2 separate regions of the Mus musculus genome follow, and region 1 is linked to region 2. A link is a loop called in an ENCODE intact Hi-C map of the cell type or tissue named here. Cell type or tissue: heart. All regions are shown on one strand. Each heading gives the region's core, and the rest is flanking DNA. Links, peaks and the distances in the headings are about the cores only. Region 1 overlaps Col24a1 (collagen, type XXIV, alpha 1). Region 2 holds the start of Bcl10 (B cell leukemia/lymphoma 10).

Region 1 (9,256 bases), core at 2,404-7,403, 450 kb after region 2:
CTAATAAACACGTATGGATTAGGTTTTTATAAAAATACTTCAGATATGTGCACAGGGGAAAAATTCCTGAACAGAACAGCAATGGCTTGTGCTGTAAGATCAAGAATTGACAAATGGGACCTCATAAAATTGCAAAGCTTCTGTAAGGCAAAGGACATCGTCAATAAGACAAAAAGGCCACCAACAGATTGGGAAAGGATCTTTACCAATCCTAAATCAGATAGGGAACTAATATCCAATATATATAAAGAACTCAAGAAGATGGACTCTAGAAAATCAAATAAGCCTATTAAAAAATGGGGTACAGAGCTAAACAAAGAATTCTCAACTGAGGAATACCGAATGGCTGAGAAGCACCTGAAAAAATGTTCAACATCCTTAATCATCAGGGAAATGCAAATCAAACAACCCTGACATTCCACCTCACACCAGTCAGAATGGCTAAGATAAAAAATTCAGGTGACAGCAGATGCTGGCAAGGATGTGGAGAAAGAGGAACACTCCTCCATTGTTGGTGGGATTGCAAGCTTGTACAACCACTCTGGAAATCAGTCTGGTGGTTCCTCAGAAAATTGGACATAGTACTACTGGAAGATCCAGCAATTCCTTTCCTGGGCATATACCCAGAAGATATTCCGACTGGTAATAAGGACACATGCTCCACTATGTTCATAGCAGCCTTATTTATAATAGCCAGAAGCTGGAAAGAACCCAGATGCCCCTCAACAGAGGAATGGATACAGAAAATGAGGTACATGTACATAATGGACTACTACTAAGCAATTAAAAACAATGAATTCATGAAATTCTTAGGCAAATGGATGCAACTGGAGGATATCATCCTGAGTGAGGTAACCCAATCACAAAAGAACTCACATGATATGCACTCACTGATAAGTGGATATTAGCCCAGAAACTTAGAATACCCAAGATACAATTTGCAAACCACATGAAACTCAACAAGAAGGAAGACCAAAATGTGGATACTTCGTTCCTTCTTAGTTTGGGGAACAAAGTACCCATGGAAGGAGTTACAGAGACAAAGTTTGGAGCTAAGACGGAAGGAAAGACCATCCAAAGACTGCCCCACCAGGGGATCCATCCCATATACAACCACCAAACCCAGACACTATTGCATATGCCAGAAAGATTTGGCTGACAGGACCCTGCCATAGCTCTCTCATGTGAGTCTATGCCAATGCCTGGAAAATACAGAAGTGGATGCCCACAGTCATCTATTGGATGGATTACAGGGCCCATAATGAAAGAGCTAGAGAAAGTACTCAAGGCACTAAAGGGGTCTGCAACCCTATAGGAGGAACAACAATATGAACTAACCAGTAGCCCCCAGAGGTGTGTCTCCAGTTGCATATGTAGCAGAGGATGGCCTAGTGGGTCATCAATGGGAGGAGAGGCCCTTGGTTTTGGGAAGATCATAGGCTCCAGTACAGGGGACTGCCAGGGCCAGGAAGCGGGAGTGGGTGGGTTGGGGAGCAGGGCAAGGGGAAGGTATAGGGGGCTTTGGGAATAGCATTTGAAATGTAAATGAAAACAATATCTAATAAAAATATATAAAAATAAAAATACTTCAGGAACAAATCTCATCTTTATAATTAAAGAAATATTTGCCCTAAAAAACTAAATTATTGGTGTATTAGTTTTGGACTAGTATTTTAGGACTATGTTTTGTATTCCATATTGAAAGTTCGATTCAGAGTTAATTTTCCTAGATATACATCTTGGTGGAGGAGTGTGACTCCTGCACTTTTTCATATCTGAGATTTTTATATTATGTACATGGTATAGAGATAAATACTGATTTACTGTAAGGTCCAGTGATAAGACTAACCAAACAGAACTCTGAACAGACATGACCGGCAGACATCAAAAGCTCCTGACTGATTTCATCTTAGGAACCAAAATAATTTTAGAAAAGACATACTGGTTCACCTGGAGGCCCAGGAGGTCCCAGAACTGTGCTATCTTCTCCTGGGTAGCCCTAAAACAAATATAGAAATTTATTAACACAACTTAGTTCAGAAAGTACATTTAAAATACTCTTGTTACTTTCTAATGTGTTTTTTGGCTGTATTTAAGTGAAAACTTTGTAGCTACGAATTATGTGTATCATATTTTATATAGGCTTCTATTATGTATAGAATCTTTTATTGGACATGCTAACCTGTTTTGATTACACAAAATTAATCATAAATTTTCTCGACATGTATACTTTCAATTAGATTACAAACCGAGCCATGCTGTAGTTATTACTAATTCGTTAGGAAATTAAACTCTAAGTTAATATTTGTGTGCTTATGGCAATGTTGTCCAGCACATCATATCCCCTTTCAATAAATAATTTTGCTCTTATGAAACTGTGTATCACAAAGTACCTTTACATATACTGTTTCACCTTAATCTCCAATTAATCCATGGAAAATATTTAATATATTTAATATTTTTGAGTTTTAGTTCCTTGGTATTTATATCCTCCTAGAATCTGCAAATTTTCTAACTTGAAAAGTGGCCCTTCTATCTCTTAACAGTATTTTCATGCATTCATTTAGAAAGAAATCATAGGTTTCATACATAACTTTGGAAGTAAAAGGCCGACACACACACACACACACACACACACACACACACACACACACACACGCACACCCACCTTTTCTCCTTTAGGTCCTGGCAATCCAGAGGGTCCTGGTTGACCTTGATGACCCTATAAGAATAGCAACAAGTAAAGAGCAAGTCCCCAGACCAAGCAGATGTGCTAGCTGTTGCTACCGTCCCCGTGCTGTTACTCATTGCAGTTTTCTGAGAAGAAATACAAGACACACTTTACAGAAGGTTGAGAACCAAAATATCATAATACTTTATCAAGGAAAAGAAACATTTTTAAATAACAGTGTTTATTTTACTTTATTTTCTCAAGTTTATTAGAACTTTATCTTTTTGGTGGTGGATATATATGAAGCTCTACAATTTCTATTATAATTAATTATACAGACATTTATTGAGACTTTGTTGTCTAATTTCATTGCATATTTTTTCATTCTCATGTTATTTATAATAAAATTTTAATAAATGAACAGTGAATCTTAGTTTGCATATTTGGGATATAATATGAGCTAAAAATGCCTTCCTGTCTGTGAATAATTATTTATTTAAAATCAGAAATGTTTACTCTGTATCCTGGGATTCCTGGTTCGCCTTCAGGTCCCATCAATCCTAATGGACCCTAAAAAATCAAAATAAATATTAGAGAAAATAGACAATTGTGTGAATCATTAAACATCTACGCCTATTATTCAAACCTTTACCTTTAGATTTTCATGGTTTGAAATTCTACCCAGTAAATCAGGAAAACAGAAAAATGACACCCCCAATTTTTGTCCGTGTTTCTCCAAGACCAAAAAGTCCCACAAACCATGTTACTAGTTCATTTCTGGTATATCCATACTCAATAATAATAATAATAAAACCACATTCACTTATTAGAATACTGCTGGCCCCTAAATAGCTCTTAGAAATGCAGGTTTTGACTGTCAAAGTTTGTGCTCACTGAATATCAGAAAGTGGAACCTGATAGTATTTGATACTGTGACTCCAGGATTCAGAACAGCTCTGTTCTCAGAGGTGATTCCAGATGCTTTCTGGAGTATGATTTTAAATTCAGGTCAAAGTTGATGGAATAGAAATACTGGAAATGCATGTATCATGATCACAATAAGATTATTGTTATCAGTATTTTACAGATGACCAAGCTATACAAATTAAAGACTGATTAGCAAACACTCTTACTGTATCAAAGATATCACCCAGACAGCTGAAAATTGGCTAATGTAATGATGATAACAATGCCTTATTTTTTATATTATCAAAGAGTTTGCACAGTGGTTTCTTCTGTTTGCGTCTCAAGACAAAGGAAGTAAGGAAATAAAGGCATAGAATAGGTATGTGATTTGCCATGTATTATACTAAGCAGGTGTGAGAATCTGTGTATTGAGTTACATTTGATCAAGTTGCTTCAATATATCTCACACAGAATGCATATTTTGCTATATTTCTTAAAAAGTTCATGTTACAACTATTAACCATAAATTAGAAAATTTGAAAAATTTGGACAGAAACATGTTTCAGCTTAAGAAAGAACCATGTAAAGCCAACTTAAATGAGAATTCAGACATGATATATTACAGGGCCTTTTATACATAATTTCTGGACCAAAATTTTGTGACTTGAGCCAAAAGTTATGTCTGAACATATGCAAAGGAGAAAAATTTTTTTGATGTGCAAATTTCAAACTCTAAAACACAGAGATTGAAAGAGCAGGGTGGGGCCAGCTTGACTAATTTGGGAAAGGAGCTGGAAGCTCTTCCTGTTTCCTTGCTTGTTCTGGGTACTGAACGGCCGCAGCATTTCCTCAGAGGTTAAATGAGGCAGCCTTGTGTGTCCAGAAAGGCATGCAGAACTTAAGACTGCTGCTAGCACCAAGACGGATACCTGGGAGCTGCCACTAGGAGACAATGTGTGAGGGGTAATGAAAATAGGGACCACAAATCTTAATGTATCTGTTAGACACGGGGTGACAAAAAGTTGAGCTTGGAGAGAGGAGAGGACGTAACAGCTTCCTTTAGAAATCGGTGGGAAAATAAGAAGAGAGTGCCAAGGATTTCAGAATATAATATAATAGGGATATGTGGAATCTTGTGCTCATACACCTATAGAAAACACATGACTACAAATGTTCAGTGCAAAATGGTCTCAAACAAAAATTTTAACAAAGTTTTTCAAAACAGGAATCACAGATTCTTGGAATAGGATGAGACACAAGAAAAGAGCAAAAGACAAAAAAGGGAATCTACTTAAATTTTACATTCTTTAGCATAACTTTTCCTGAGAAGAAAACAAAATCAGTAATTACAAGTGAATGCTGGGGAAATACCAACATAAAAAATAAAGAGAAATATAGCCAGTGCCAGTCAGAGAAAGGTAGATTAAAATGTATTTACTAAATAAAGAAAAAAGGGGCCTCCCTGTGGCCATCAGATGTTTGTAGAAGGTTCTAACTTTTCTCTGGGACTTCAGCTATTTTATTATTTTTGGGTTAAGTTTTTGAAGGGCTCCAAGGCTTTGGAGTTGCCCAGGAAGCTTGGTCTTTAATACTTTGTGTGTGTTTCTTGCTGTGGTTTGCACATCTTTTGGGATAGATGTGTCACTCAGTTACATTTTTTTTTCCAGTCTGTCTTTTGTGTGTTTCTTTAACCTTATGTGAGCTTTCTTACATGATAACAACTTATGCTTAGAGGGAGACGTTGCAAGATTTTGATCACATTGTGAACCCCGAGACTGTGAACGGGAATTGTGGTGTGGCTCAGCCATTAACACACAACTTTAACCCAGAGAGCTTTCTGTAAACAAGAGCTAAATAAAGTCAAGAAGCAGAGCAAGGCACCAGTTGGCAGGGTGTGAACCTAAGAAAACCCAGGAAAGAGGAAGGAGGGTCTTTGGGTTGAGGGTGTTTAAGACTGTGTGAAGAAGAGTGACTGGGACATCAGTGGAGCAGGAAGGTCAGCGGGTGCTTTCTCCACCTCTCTGAGCTAGCAGGCTGCCAAGTCTTCATTTGGTAAATCAAACGTTTGGGATTTTGTTTTAAAAACAAAAGGAAGCAGCAAGCAACTTTCATAGATACAATGATCTGATAATAAGCTGTCATTAAGATGTAGTTAAAAAAAGAAAATCACATGAGCATCCCAGCTTCACTCTGGAAAATCACGTGAGCATCCCAGCTTCACTCCCGAAAGGCAAAGAACCAGAAGAGATGGGACTCTGTTCGTGTAAATGTGGCATGGTGACTTTTTAAAGCAAGTGTGTTAACAAGAAGCCAGAGGAGGAGAAATGGGCACGAGAACAGAGTAAATCGAGGAAAAGCACGAGAGAGAAACAACAGGGCGGGGGAACTCGGTATCCACACGCAGAAGAACGGAAGTAAATTAATTCTATATCTTTCCGCTGTTCACAAATAAACTCAAAATGGATAATAGACTGGAATGTGTCATAACGGAAACTTTGACCCAAGCAAATGTAGCAGAATTTAGTAAAACTTTAGAGCTCCTAGTTGAAACTACCAAAGAAAGAAAGAAGTTTCTCTGAAAGACGAAAGTGTATTTTGAAAATAATACTTGACCCTGAGATCTCTGGAGTGTTCAGGGACAGGTCACGTGACTCCCATTGCAGCTCTCTGAGTTCCAGTCAGTGGAATAGGTCAGATGAGTGAACTGGAAAGACAGTATCTCTCTTCATCTGGAGTTTATTAATTGAATGTATGCTCAAAATATGGAAATAAATAGATTTCTTACACAGCACTAATAGGCTGAAAAGGGGATTATATTAATCTGAATAAAATTTATTGAAAACCAGAATACACCTCATACAAAAGAAGTTAGAGAAAATATGGAATAGTCCTAATCAGAGCTATGTGAGCAGTGAGTAAGCTGAAAGATGTCTTGTATTTCTTTGTAGAAAGGTCAGATACTAATGGAAACTGAAGGGCTGATTCTACAGTTCACACATAAGGTACGCGTAAGAGCCAGGCTTTTCTGAGAAGGGAGCACGCGGTGTCTACTCTAACAGATCCCAGAGGACGAGCCGGCATGATAGACAGAACAGAGCTGAGGACCGGAGACAGACTGGCTGGAGAAACCACTGAATATAATGCAGCCTTATACGAAAGTGGAAGAAAATACATTGCGTGTTCAAAAACAGAATTAAGAAAACATTCAGTGGAGGGAAGACAAACACTCTTTCCCATAACTATGAAAAAAAAAAAACCTCTATATGGTTTAAAGAATTAAAAACAATGTTATAAATGTATTAGAATGAGAATATGGAAGGAAATTTTGCATACTTTATGTGGGAATAGAATTTCAAGGGAATAAATAAAATCTAGAAAATGTAAAGGAAAATATTGAAAACTTTGACTATTAAAATTGGAATGTTCTGCTTAGCAAAAGACACAAAATTAATAGATAATTGACAGAAAAGGAGTTGTTTGTAATTTATTCTGTAACATGTTTGACAAATTATATCAACACTTCATGCTTATGAGTAACGATTGCAAATCAGGAAGAAAAAATAGCCACCAGATGGAAACATGTAGTATGTACGTGTGTACATGTGTCTATCCCTATCCACACATGTATATTTATTGACAGGAAACTTTCAGGAGAAATATATATTAAATAGTTATAACAAGGAAATTTTAAATATGATGGTAAAAATTACATATATATATATTATCATTTATCAGATTATCAAACACTAAATGAATTAATATGAAATGTGAACAGTGGAATTGTAGCTTCACAAAATGGACCACACAGGCTGTGTGATTTGTGCATCTTTAGACACATATAACAATAGTAATCAAGGAAAAGGAACCCATAAATTTGAGAGGGAGGGGTCATGAGAGAGGCTCAAGGGAGGGGACACAGGAAGGAAAGAGATGAGAGGAGAGAAAGGGTCATAATTATATTTTAATTAAAAATATATATTTAAAAATGTTTAAAGGTGAATACATTTACAGAAAAAGTTCCAAAGTAGAAGCTTACATTAAGGGCAATATTTAGGGCTGCATTAATTCTGATGTTTATTAATATTAACCACATTATTTAATGTTTTTAAAACACAGGCAAAACCAGAGAAATATTAACAGAAACTGACTTAAGACCGGGCAGTGGTGGCACACGCTTTTAATCCCAGCACTTGGGAGGCAGAGGCAGGCAGATTTCTGAGTTCGAGGCCAGTCTGGTCTACAGAGTGAGTTCCAGGACAGCCAGGGCTATACAGAGATCGAAAAAAAAAGAAAGAAAGAAAGAAAGAAAGAAAGAAAGAAAGAAAGAAAGAAAGAAAGAAAGAGAAGAGAAGAGAAGAGAAGAGAAGAGAAGAGAAAAGAAAAGAAAAGAAAAGAAAAGAAAAGAAAAGAAAAGAAAAGAAAAGAAAAGAAAAGAAAAGAAAAGAAAATGACCTAAGGCCTGAATGTTCAGGTGTCAGTAAATAAGGGCAAATTTTCTTGAGAAAGCAAAAGGACCCGGGCTCTCGAAGGCCTTGGTGACAGGCCTGGCATTGGCTATGTAAAAGGAGAAGAGATTAATGCACCCACATGTTATAAATACATTCATGAATAGAAGATTCTCTTTCAAATGTCTTCCTTTCACGCTATGATTTTCTGAATGGTTCATCACAAACCAGCAATAAGAGTTTGCTGTCACAGGCTCAGAAGCATCACACTTCAGCTCTCCATGTCAGGCAAAGTTCACACAAAAGATGAGCTATTAATAGATGCTGGGGTGATTTGCCCCAACTGTTTAGGAAGATAATCTCCCATTCAAGCAGGACAGGTCCAAGAGGTGGATGGAAACACATCTCAAGTTCACTTAATTTTCAAAGCAATTTGCCAACATGACAACAGCTTCAGACAGATATTAAATCCTGATTTGAGGTACTCAGTGTATAAACTTTCCTACTGAACTTTGGAGTTAAAATCAGATTTTTAAAAAACTTCATTTCATATTTTATTTCCATTTTCAATTTTCTCTTTCCTTCTTCGCGTCTAAAACCCACTAAGCTGTTTAAGACTGTGGAATGCTTGCAATTCCCGCCATCCCACAGAGAAGGATTATGTTCAGTGGAACCTTTGTGTCCTCTGTAAAGTCAATCAAGATGACTCTCTGAGAGCATGCACGGTTCTTTTCCATCCCCAGTGAGTCAGTGCTGAAAAGAAATCAAATACTGACCACAGCACCTCGAGTTCCCCTGGCACCCTTAGGGCCATTTTCCCCAACGCTTCCAGGGGGTCCTCTGCTTCCAGCTTCTCCCGTGGGTCCTACTTGTCCTTTATCACCCTGTGGATGACATTAATGTGACTGAAATTAAATTTATTAACTCATTTAACTATACCATATGCTCGGATGACTCAGAGGACATGTGGCAAGCAGAATTCTCTGGATTACTCTTATCGCTACAGCCCGTCTTGTTTTGTGAGGCGGGGCCTCACTGGGTATCTCTGATTGGTCTAGAGCTTATTATGTAGACCAGGTTGGCCTTGGCTTGTGGGTGAGCCTCCTGTTTCTGCTGCCTGACTGCTGGGATTACAGGTGTATGCTATCACACACGGTTTAAATTTGTGTAAATTATTAATTTTGCTTCAAGTTACCAATACCACAGATTATCATTAACAACAATAAGTTACCAT
Region 2 (9,256 bases), core at 2,304-7,303:
TTGCATATTCGTGCCTGTATTTACTAGACATGGGATTTGAGGCAAATTAACTGTGTTTGCATCTTCATGTGATAGTTGAGAGGGATTATTAACATGCGCAGAGTGTTTAGAAACGGCACGGTGCGCCGTGACTGATCCCGTTAGGGCAATGATGGTGGTTAACCAGACTCACATTCATAGCGATGAGGTAAAGGCGGTGGGAGCTTCAGTAGAGCCACCTTAGTAACAATGCCTGCAAAGCTGTCCCTGTGAAGGCGTCTGACAGGTTTTTTTGTTTTTTTGAGACAGGGTTTCTCTGTGTAGCCCTGGCTGTCCTGGAACTCAGGCTGTAGACCAGGCTGGCCTCGAACTCAGAAATCCACCTGCCTCTGCCTCCGGAGTGCTGGGATTAAAGGCGTACGCTCAGTACCTTCCAAGTACCGCTCAGCGTCTGACAGGTTTTTGTCTACTGGATTTCCACACACATTTATTTATTTATACAGTAAACTTCGTATGTATAAATTTCTAGTGTGAATATGAAAAGATGAACAAGGTTTTAATACTGCATACAGAGGGCTCCTGGTTTAGCCGGGCAATAGACAGCACACACGGGCTGTCATCGGAAGACCATGTAAGTTATCAGAAGACCAGTCACCGTGACTTCAGCACCACTCTGGGCATGCATGGTCCGTAAAGCCTGCATGGACTGCTAACAGAAAAATAGCATTTTGTAATCCCCTCCTCTTTCTCAAATCTTTCATGCATCTATTAGATTTTACAATTTTCAAGAGAAAATAGAAATCTGAACCATTACATAAATTATACCAACACAGTGTCTGCTCATGATTTATTGGATAGTCCTGAACACAGCACAGTAGTTGAGAGCACTGGGCTAGAGAGATAGCTCAGTGGGTATGAGCACTTGTTCTTGCAGACTATATGAGTTTGCTTCCAAGTACCCACATGATGGCTCACAATACTCCACAACTCTAGTTCCAGAGGACCTGACACCATCTTCTGACCTTTGTAGACACCAGGAACACACATGGTATATATACACTCATGCAGTCAAAATACCAATATTTAAAAAAAAAAAATCTAAAAAGTCCTTAAGAACAGCATGGCTGTGCAATGAGTCAAACTTCTGCTAACCCTGAATCTGTAACATTCTGTGAGAACTGGTACAAACTGGTACCACTGGGCCTTCAGGATCTTGGCAAAATAAGGATAAAGAATTAAACCCATCTAGGAAGACTAATTGGGATAGTGTGCATGAAGGCTCAGCCCAGTTCCTTCTACAGTGGAGGCCCAATGACTAGTGACTACTGGGCCACAGCAGGCAAGCTCATGGCAGGCAAGCCCACAGCAGGCCACCTCTCCAGCTTGATTCAGCAGTACCCTATGGCAGGACTTCTGCTCCACTTACAATCGAGGACTAGCACTGTTTCATGCTGCTATGTGCCTGAGTTTTCCTTCTCATACCCTGAGCTCCCTTCATCTTTGAAGCTTGAGGTTGCTGGTCATCGCTGGGAAGCCGTACTTTAACATCCAGGATGAGCTGGCCACGCCTGTCTCGCAGCCCCAGCCTCTTCCATTGTTCATCACATTCCCCACTTCATCCCCAGGCGTTTCCACTGTGTCCCACGCTCTCCCCCAAGTCACCGAGGACCTCCTCTACTGACGGGTCCTTCCCACCTTCATCATATTTGGCTTCTGAGAGCAGGGTCACAGCTGATCACTCCTTCCTCCAGACACGTTCTCCTTGCTGAGCATACAGGGCACTGTCCTGATTGTTTCTGATCTCTATGAAACTTCTCTCTGTGCTTCCCATCCCGTTCTCAGATGATGAGGGCTGCAGCTCGAGAGCTTGGAGCTGGTTCTCATCTTTTCAACAGAATGCTTGTATTTCTAGTGCAGAAATCTCTTCTGATCTTCATTCTTACTCTTCCTTCAACTCCCATCCTGTCCACGTTCTTAGCATGCACCCCGAGCTTGTGTTCCATCCATGTCTACGGCCTTCACTTTGATCCATATCATCACTGCCTTTCAGTGTATCCAAGTCCTTCCATGCCCTTTCCCACTTTTCCTCATCTTCCTGGTCTACAGAAAAGGCAGGCAGATCTTTAAAAGTCAGACAAAACCCTATTAATTCGTTAGTATGACTCCTAAGAGAAAAAAGTGTTAAGACCTTCAAGAGTTTGCTTAGCCCACATCCCTAATTTCATTTTGTTACCATCTGCCATCCTTCAATATTCTGAACTTACAAAGGTCCTGACTTAGGTCCTTGTCAAATTCTGTCTCAAATGCGCTTCCCCAGCTCTGTTATAACCTTAGATCAAAACCAAGCACATCTAACCATCCTATTGCAAGTATGATGCCCTGGTGTTGTCTTCATAGCACTGAGCAAATTTCCCAGTGCCCAGGTGTATAAACGATATGCATACTTTTCACCTTTAATGGCCTACATGTTTGAAGGAGGCAACCCCCAAACATTCTGTCCACCGCTGTGTGCTCTGCATTTCAGAGTGCAGTGCTTTGGATGGATGGAAACTTTATTATAATGTTTAAAGTTATCAGTTCATGGTTACTTTTCTTCAATCAAGAAATTGAGCTATTGTAAAAAACAGAATTTTGTCTTAGTTCTTTTTTTTAAAGATTATTTATATTATGTATGTGAGTACACTGTTGCTCTCTCTTCAGACACATCAGAAGAGGGCATTGGATCCTATTTCAGATGGTTGTGAGCCACCGTGTGGTTGCTGGGAATCGAACTCAGGACCTCTGTTAGAACAGTCAGCGCTCTTAACTGCTGAGCTATCTCTCTAGTTCCTTAGTCCTTAATTTAACTGTTAGTATTACATTATCAACTTCAGAGTATAAAGTTACCTCTATTTGTTAAAAGGAAACAAGTTCTAACAAGATGAGGGTGTGTTAAATAAACAGATGAAAACAGGAGCAGCGCTGAAGATGTACAGCCCTGGGGACCAGCAGTAGGCCTGTGCTCCCCACTAACATGGGAGGACATGGACCAAGACTCTCTATGGATGTGCAAAACCTCATGGTACCAACCCCATATCAAGCTTTCCACCATAAAAACTAATCTAATATCCAAGACAGCTCACTACTAAGAGGATATCAGGCAGGTAACACACACACTGGGGAAAAGGTGAGACTCGTGTCCCTGGCTAGATGCAGTGAGATGGCACAAGATTTTGTCACGGTACTTAGAAGAGTGCTCAATTTGTATCACTATAACCGTATCAAATTCCCATTAAATAATTAAATATTTTTGGACCATAGCTGACCCACAGGCAACAGAAGCCACAGAAAGCAAACCCTGAGACAGACAGACAGCCTCATGTAAACAACTTCCCACCATTTATCAAGACAGATAATACAGAAGGGACACCAAGCAGTTTTGGGGGAAGGATAATGAAAAGTTCAAGTTTTGAAAACATAAGAACATAGCAGGCAGTGGTGGCTCATGCCTTAATCCCAACACTTGGGAGGCAGAGGAAGGGAGTTGAGGCCAGCTAGTTCTACAGGTGAGTGCCAGGACAGTCAGAATTACAGAGAAACAAAACAACAGCCAAATGTATGAAATTATAGTTTGAGTTCTGGTAGACTTGGAAATAAAGTCCTGGAGTTGAGAAAAAAAGGAGATTCAAATAATGCGGATGAATGTTTAAGCTTGTCATAAGCAGTTTCAAAAATAATAGGGTGAATATCTAAGGAACACTATTTTTATAGACACCCTGACGCTTCTCTGTAGTCTCTCTAAGGTTATGGACATCTGACACAGGTCTAACGTGCAACTGTCAGGATGGATGACGTCAATGAACCCCGGAGCAGAAACAAAGGCCTGCAGCACTCTCCTCCCCTATCTACAGACAGGTCTTGTCTTGTTTTGCCAGCTATAAAATGAAAAGCAATTCTCTCCTTATAGGTACTTTAATGATTGTGAGAAAATTCAAAACTGTGGAACATGGGAACAGAGCTCCCAGACTTTACACTTAGGGTTTACTGTCCTCTTAAGGACTATAGTGGGTATCAAAGACCTTGTTTCAAGTAGAATGTGTAGCTTTCCATACAGCAGGTGCCCTACCAACTCCACTGAACACGGAAACTATGGCAGTTATCCTGGCCGTACCTTTCCCTCCTGGTACTTAGCTCTATCAGTTGTAATTATGGGCACAGCGCAATAAACTTTACAAGGGGTAAGTATGGTAGAAAAAGGGGTCTGAAGCACACATACATCTTCAACAACTTGAGGTTAAGTTCGTAAAGACGATTTTTCGGCAGCATTTTGGTGCTAAGTAAGAACGAGTTACCGGTTTTTAATGTGAATTCATGTATATTATCTAAGTTGTGCTCATTTGATTTTTTTTTTTTTTCTGGCAAAAGAAGTTAAAAGGAAGGAAAAAAAAAACGAAGCACGTTGTGGTTAAAGCCATTTCCTCAAATATTACTGTGTCTGTGAAGTTCTACATGGTCTAAGCAGAAGAGTCCAATTTAGTCGGGAGTATTTTCAACGTTTACCTGGGAACCAAGTCTCAGCGAGAAGTACGCACACCCCCTTCATTTAAATACGTGGGCGTCTGATTACTCGGGGAATTCCAGGGCGTGCGTTCAGCTGGCGAGCTTTCCGCAGCCCCCGATAGAGACCAGTTTCACCCATCTGCTCTACGCCCGGGGATGCCTGGTCCAAAGCCCGCTGTGGGCACACTCCGGCGGCTCCCTAGGCTAGCAGCTCCCGCGGCGGTGGCGTGGGATGGGGGATCGGCAGGATGGAAAGCCACCAGCGACGAGCGGATGGCAAGGAAACATCCAAGCCCACCGACAGGCTTAACCGCGGACTCCCGGGTCGCTGGTGGATCGTCTCCAGCCAGCTCCCGGGAAGCAGGCAGGTCGTGCTGTGCCAGGACCCCGCGCTCTTCCGACCTGAAGTTCCCCGTCGCTCAGCTCCGGGTTTCCGCTTTCCTCCGCCCGCCCGCCCCGCTGCGCCCCGCTGCGCCCAGCCCGGCGGAGCTACTCACGTCCTTCTTCACTTCAGTCAAATCCTCCTCCGTGAGGGACGGTGCGGGAGCCTCCATGGCCCAGGCCGGGATGGCGTCCTTCCGGCCCGCGCCACCCCGCCCAGACTAAGGGCTCGGGCCTCCGGGAATCAGGCTGTGACTTCGGGGGGACTAGGAACAGAAGCGGGGGAACGGCCGGCTCACGGACGAGGAGGTGGAGACCTCAACGCCCCACTTCCGGCTCCGCCCCTGGGGCCAGCGGTGCCGCGCTCAGCGTTCTTCCTAACTCAGGCACCACCCTTCGGCGAGGCGGGTCTGCCTGCAGGCCCCACCCACCTACGTGCCAGCCAATCAGTACTACCCTCGGTTACGTCTCTGCTTCCGCAGTGGCTCCGCCCACAGCGGGCGTCCCTCTAACCACGCCCCCTTGTCATTTACATAGGCTTGCGGATTGGACGCCTGAAGGATTTGTTTCCGTGGGCGGAGCACTGGCCGCTCAGTTTAGCGGGATCTCCCCGCCTTCGCAGACTCCTCGTTTGGGTGGAGTGTGGGCTGAGTCGGCCAGAGCATTTTGGTTTGCTTCTCTTTTCCAGATGTTGCGGAACAATTTCCTGTTGTGCTGAGCCAGGTTTTACAGTTGCGTGATCATACGTATATGTATACACGCACACATAACTTCCGTTTGAGGGCCTGCTCTGGGGGGCCACTGCCATTTACCACCTAGAACTAGGGAGACAGGAGCAAGGAGATCTTGAGAGCAGAAAACAAAACGACAAAACACAAAGAAAAAAAAAAAACTGTTAAAAGATTTAAAAATTACCTGCAATCCCATCAATTTAGCAGCACAGGTAGTGTTTGGGTACTTTTAAGTCTCTATTCATTAGAAGCATTTCTCCTTATTAATCTATGCAGTAGAGACAAATTTAAAAAGCTAGGGCCTCTAGGAGTATATTTAAGGTTCTGAAGCTACTTGGTACACAGTTACACTCTCTTATTGTTATCCTTTATCTCTGTTCAGTAAGTAAATTCTAGGGATGCTCTGATGGGGAAGTTGTTTATTGGAGGCCAAATGGCTATTTTCAGAACGATATTTTAACTCGTAGCCCGTGCAAAACGTGTCCTAGTGGATGAGGTGCTCCACATAGAGTCCTAGGCAGAAAATGATTATGTGGTCGATGAAGTAAATCTGCAAGTGTAGACTGAAATGTCAAGAGGACCAAAGGCAACAGGAATCTTTATCTAAAACAAAAGAACCAGTAGAGGCTTAAAGCCACATCTCTGTAGCTTTGATCAGAGTTCTGGAATCTTGGTGTTTACATTATGCCAGGTCTTTTTTTACGCTGATGTCTAGTATACTAGAGTGTTTTCCTGTGTCCTTAGTCATCCGTTGTCTTGTTATAACCCAATTTGCTTAATCATTTGCTCTTTCCTGTAGCAACCATCTGTTGAATGGCAACTACTGAACTACACCCAGATCTTCTTCTAGCAAATCAAACACCTCTGTCCTCCAGCTAGGGTGTGGTGGCACAAGCTAGCTAGCTGTGTTGGCCAACCAACTGCTTGCATCTGACCCAGCTATAAGCAGGAATAAATCATAAACTTACTTAAAACATTAGGAGGGTTTTTTCCTTTTTGCATTTTTTCCCCACATTTTGGATATGTAGGTTTTTTTTTGTTTGAACCCTGCAGATAAGAATATCCTGTCTCAAAATAAAAAACAATAGACCCAGTCATAAGTATTGTCAAAGTTCAAGGTTATTCTGGGCTACTTAGTAAATTACTGGGACAACCTGTGCTATATAGTAGGAGCCTGGCTCCAACAAACAGAAAAAACAACAATAACATCTGTTTCTTCGTGAAATTTACATTAAAGCACGTATTTGTTTGGGGGTGGAAAAGGTAGACATTTGAAAAGTTTCGTGTGTAAAGTGTTTAATATGCTAGAATCTCATAAATACTAAGAGGGAAAGCGACGCTGGGAAATGGAAAAGGTGGAGATGGAGACCACACGGAGATAAAGGATACATTTCCCACGTGCAGGAAGTGAGGGAGGAGCCGTTGGACAGAGGGAAAAAGGGAAAAAGAGCTCTCAGTGGAGAGCCCTGCAATGCAGAGGCTGGGTGGCTGGGGAGGTGAACTCTGCTACGGGCAGAGTTTAATCTGACTTTGCCCAGAGTCATACAGGTTTACTCTGAGTCAGAAGGAAAGCCGCTGCAGGCTTCAGAGGAGCAGAGGGACATATGCAAACTATGCTTTCACTGTTCTGCAAGCTGGCCAGCTACTGCTCTAATCTAGACCCCAGGAGGTAGAGGCCTGGCTGGATTGGGAGCAGTGAGAGAGAGGAGAGCAGGCTGGGTGAGAAAGGCCAGGGCGTTTGACTTTGTTTTGAAAGGCTCCCTGTTGCTATCAAGAAAAGACCAGAGTGCAGAAGAAAGGATGGGAGTCAGAGAAACAGCTGGAAGATTTCATTCTCCAGCCACCCAGATATAGGGCACTGTGATGAATACTCACTACCATCACAAAAAAAAAAATGTCAAGCAATCTTCCTTCTTGTTTTCTTGGGAATAATGTCTATGTTTTCAGGCAAATGTTGAACTGGGTTCAAGCCATCCGCCTTCTTCAGCTTGTGCATGATCATGGCCTGTGAATCTCAATCCTGAGTTTCTAATGTATCACCATTCCTCCATTGGCAAACTCATTTCCCTCCCTTTCGGCTAAGTCACAGGGCCAGACTATAAAGGCATAGCTTCAAGCAAACAAGCCTGTCCTTTCTTTGCAATAAGTACCGATTCCCAAACGCTAACAGGAACCTGCATTTCCATCTAACTTACAAGTGTACCTATATCCTACTCTGGAACGTGAGACACCCGACCTATGTCCTGTAGATTCAATTTAGATGCTACAAGCACAAGGCAGTGGGATCATAGCCTGTGATGTTGGGACGTGATGACATTGCTTAGCAGGTTTCTCAGGGTGTTTCCTCATGGATAAGGGACACAACACAAGAATGCATTTTCAAAGTGGATCATGTTCTGAGGTACCAGTGGTTGTGAATTTTGGGGAGATGTTGTCCATCTTAATACATCATTGACTGTATGATCTTGGAACAATTAGTAGCAATCAATAAAGGAAGAGGGTTTTTGTTTTGGTTTTTGTTGTTGTTGTTGGGTTTTTTTGTTTGTTTGTTTTGTTTTTTGTTTTGAAATGAAGGGGGAGGTATCTTAGGGTTTTCATTGCTGTGAAGAGACACCATGACCAAGGCAACCCTTATAAAGAAGAACACTTAATTGGGGATGGTGTACAGGGGGCTGGTTCTTAAGAAATATTTATTTGTTTAATGTATATGAGTACACTGTTGCTGTCTTCAGACACACCAGAAGAGGGCATCAGATCCCATTACAGATCACTGTGAGCCACGAGGTGGTTGCTGGGAACTGAACTCAGGACCTCTGGAAGAGTAGTCAGTGCTCTTAACCACTGAGCCATCTCTCCAGCCCCTTGCTTTCATTTCTTTTGGGTACAGGCTTAAGAGTGGAATTTCTGGGTCATGGGTTGACCACGTTTAACCCTTGAAGTGGCAGTTTCAAAACTTCTCAGTTGGTTCTACTGTTGAACTGGGGCCAGTGACACCAGCAGAGGTGAGAAACTAGGGATCCATTCTAACAGCTTTGAGAGGGCAGAGTCCTGCATAAGCCTGGGGACCTGCGTAGAAGAGGAAGGCAGGTTTGAAGCTGGTTTCTGGCTTGTTCTAAGACTTGAGAGATTGTTGAGCACAGGCAGCTGATGTGTTTTCAGTTCTGTTTGAGTTGACATTTACACCAATGGCTTGGAGATTCATTCCAGAAACAAGGATGTTCAAACTCTTTTCTTTTTTATGTGTATGTGCGCTTGTATGTGCATTTTTGTATGTCTATGGCTCCATGTGGCATGTATGTGCCCATGCATGTGGGAGCCAGAGGACAGCCTTAGGTATCATTTCTTCTTTGTTTCATTGTGTATGTGTGTTGTGTGCACACATGACACAGCTCATGTGTAGAAGTTGGAGGCTAACGTGTGGAAATTGGTTCTGTCCATCCACCATGTGGGGGTCTGGAGATGAAACTCAGGTCAGGCGTGGTGGCAAGTGCCTTTACCCTCTGAGCCTTCTTGCTGGTCCCACATTCTCTCTTGAGACAAATTCTGTGTGACTAATAATGCTGGTGGCTAAGTTGACAAGATCTAGAATTTGTATGCCTCTGGACACACTTGAGAAGAAGTCTGCA

The links. Hi-C counts contacts between places; a loop is a spot of excess contacts. Peaks named below come from ENCODE experiments on the same cell type or tissue, not always from the same donor. Only the 100,000 strongest peaks of a DNase experiment are listed, where the experiment ranks them.
Region 1: a loop joins it to region 2, with 5 times the contacts of the local background. A loop is called at or near these places in 1 of 42 quality-filtered maps.

The regions. Positions count from the first base shown.
Region 1 is chr3:145,473,816-145,483,071 of GRCm38, reverse strand. It overlaps Col24a1 (collagen, type XXIV, alpha 1), which reads right to left. Exons shown (of 60, transcript NM_027770.3): 39 at 8,799-8,906; 40 at 3,188-3,241; 41 at 2,669-2,722; 42 at 1,943-1,999. Among named protein-coding and RNA genes, the nearest start is that of Gm35133, 86 kb to the right of the region's middle. In heart, for the core only: a CTCF peak has its summit at 4,542; DNase peaks (open chromatin) are centred at 4,421 and 5,851.
Region 2 is chr3:145,920,275-145,929,530 of GRCm38, reverse strand. Bcl10 (B cell leukemia/lymphoma 10) reads right to left here and starts at 5,269. Exons shown (of 3, transcript NM_009740.2): 1 at 5,016-5,269. The coding sequence starts at 5,072. In heart, for the core only: no CTCF peak of the experiment used is centred there; DNase peaks (open chromatin) are centred at 4,700 and 5,340; H3K4me3 peaks cover 2,270 bases; H3K27ac peaks cover 2,395 bases.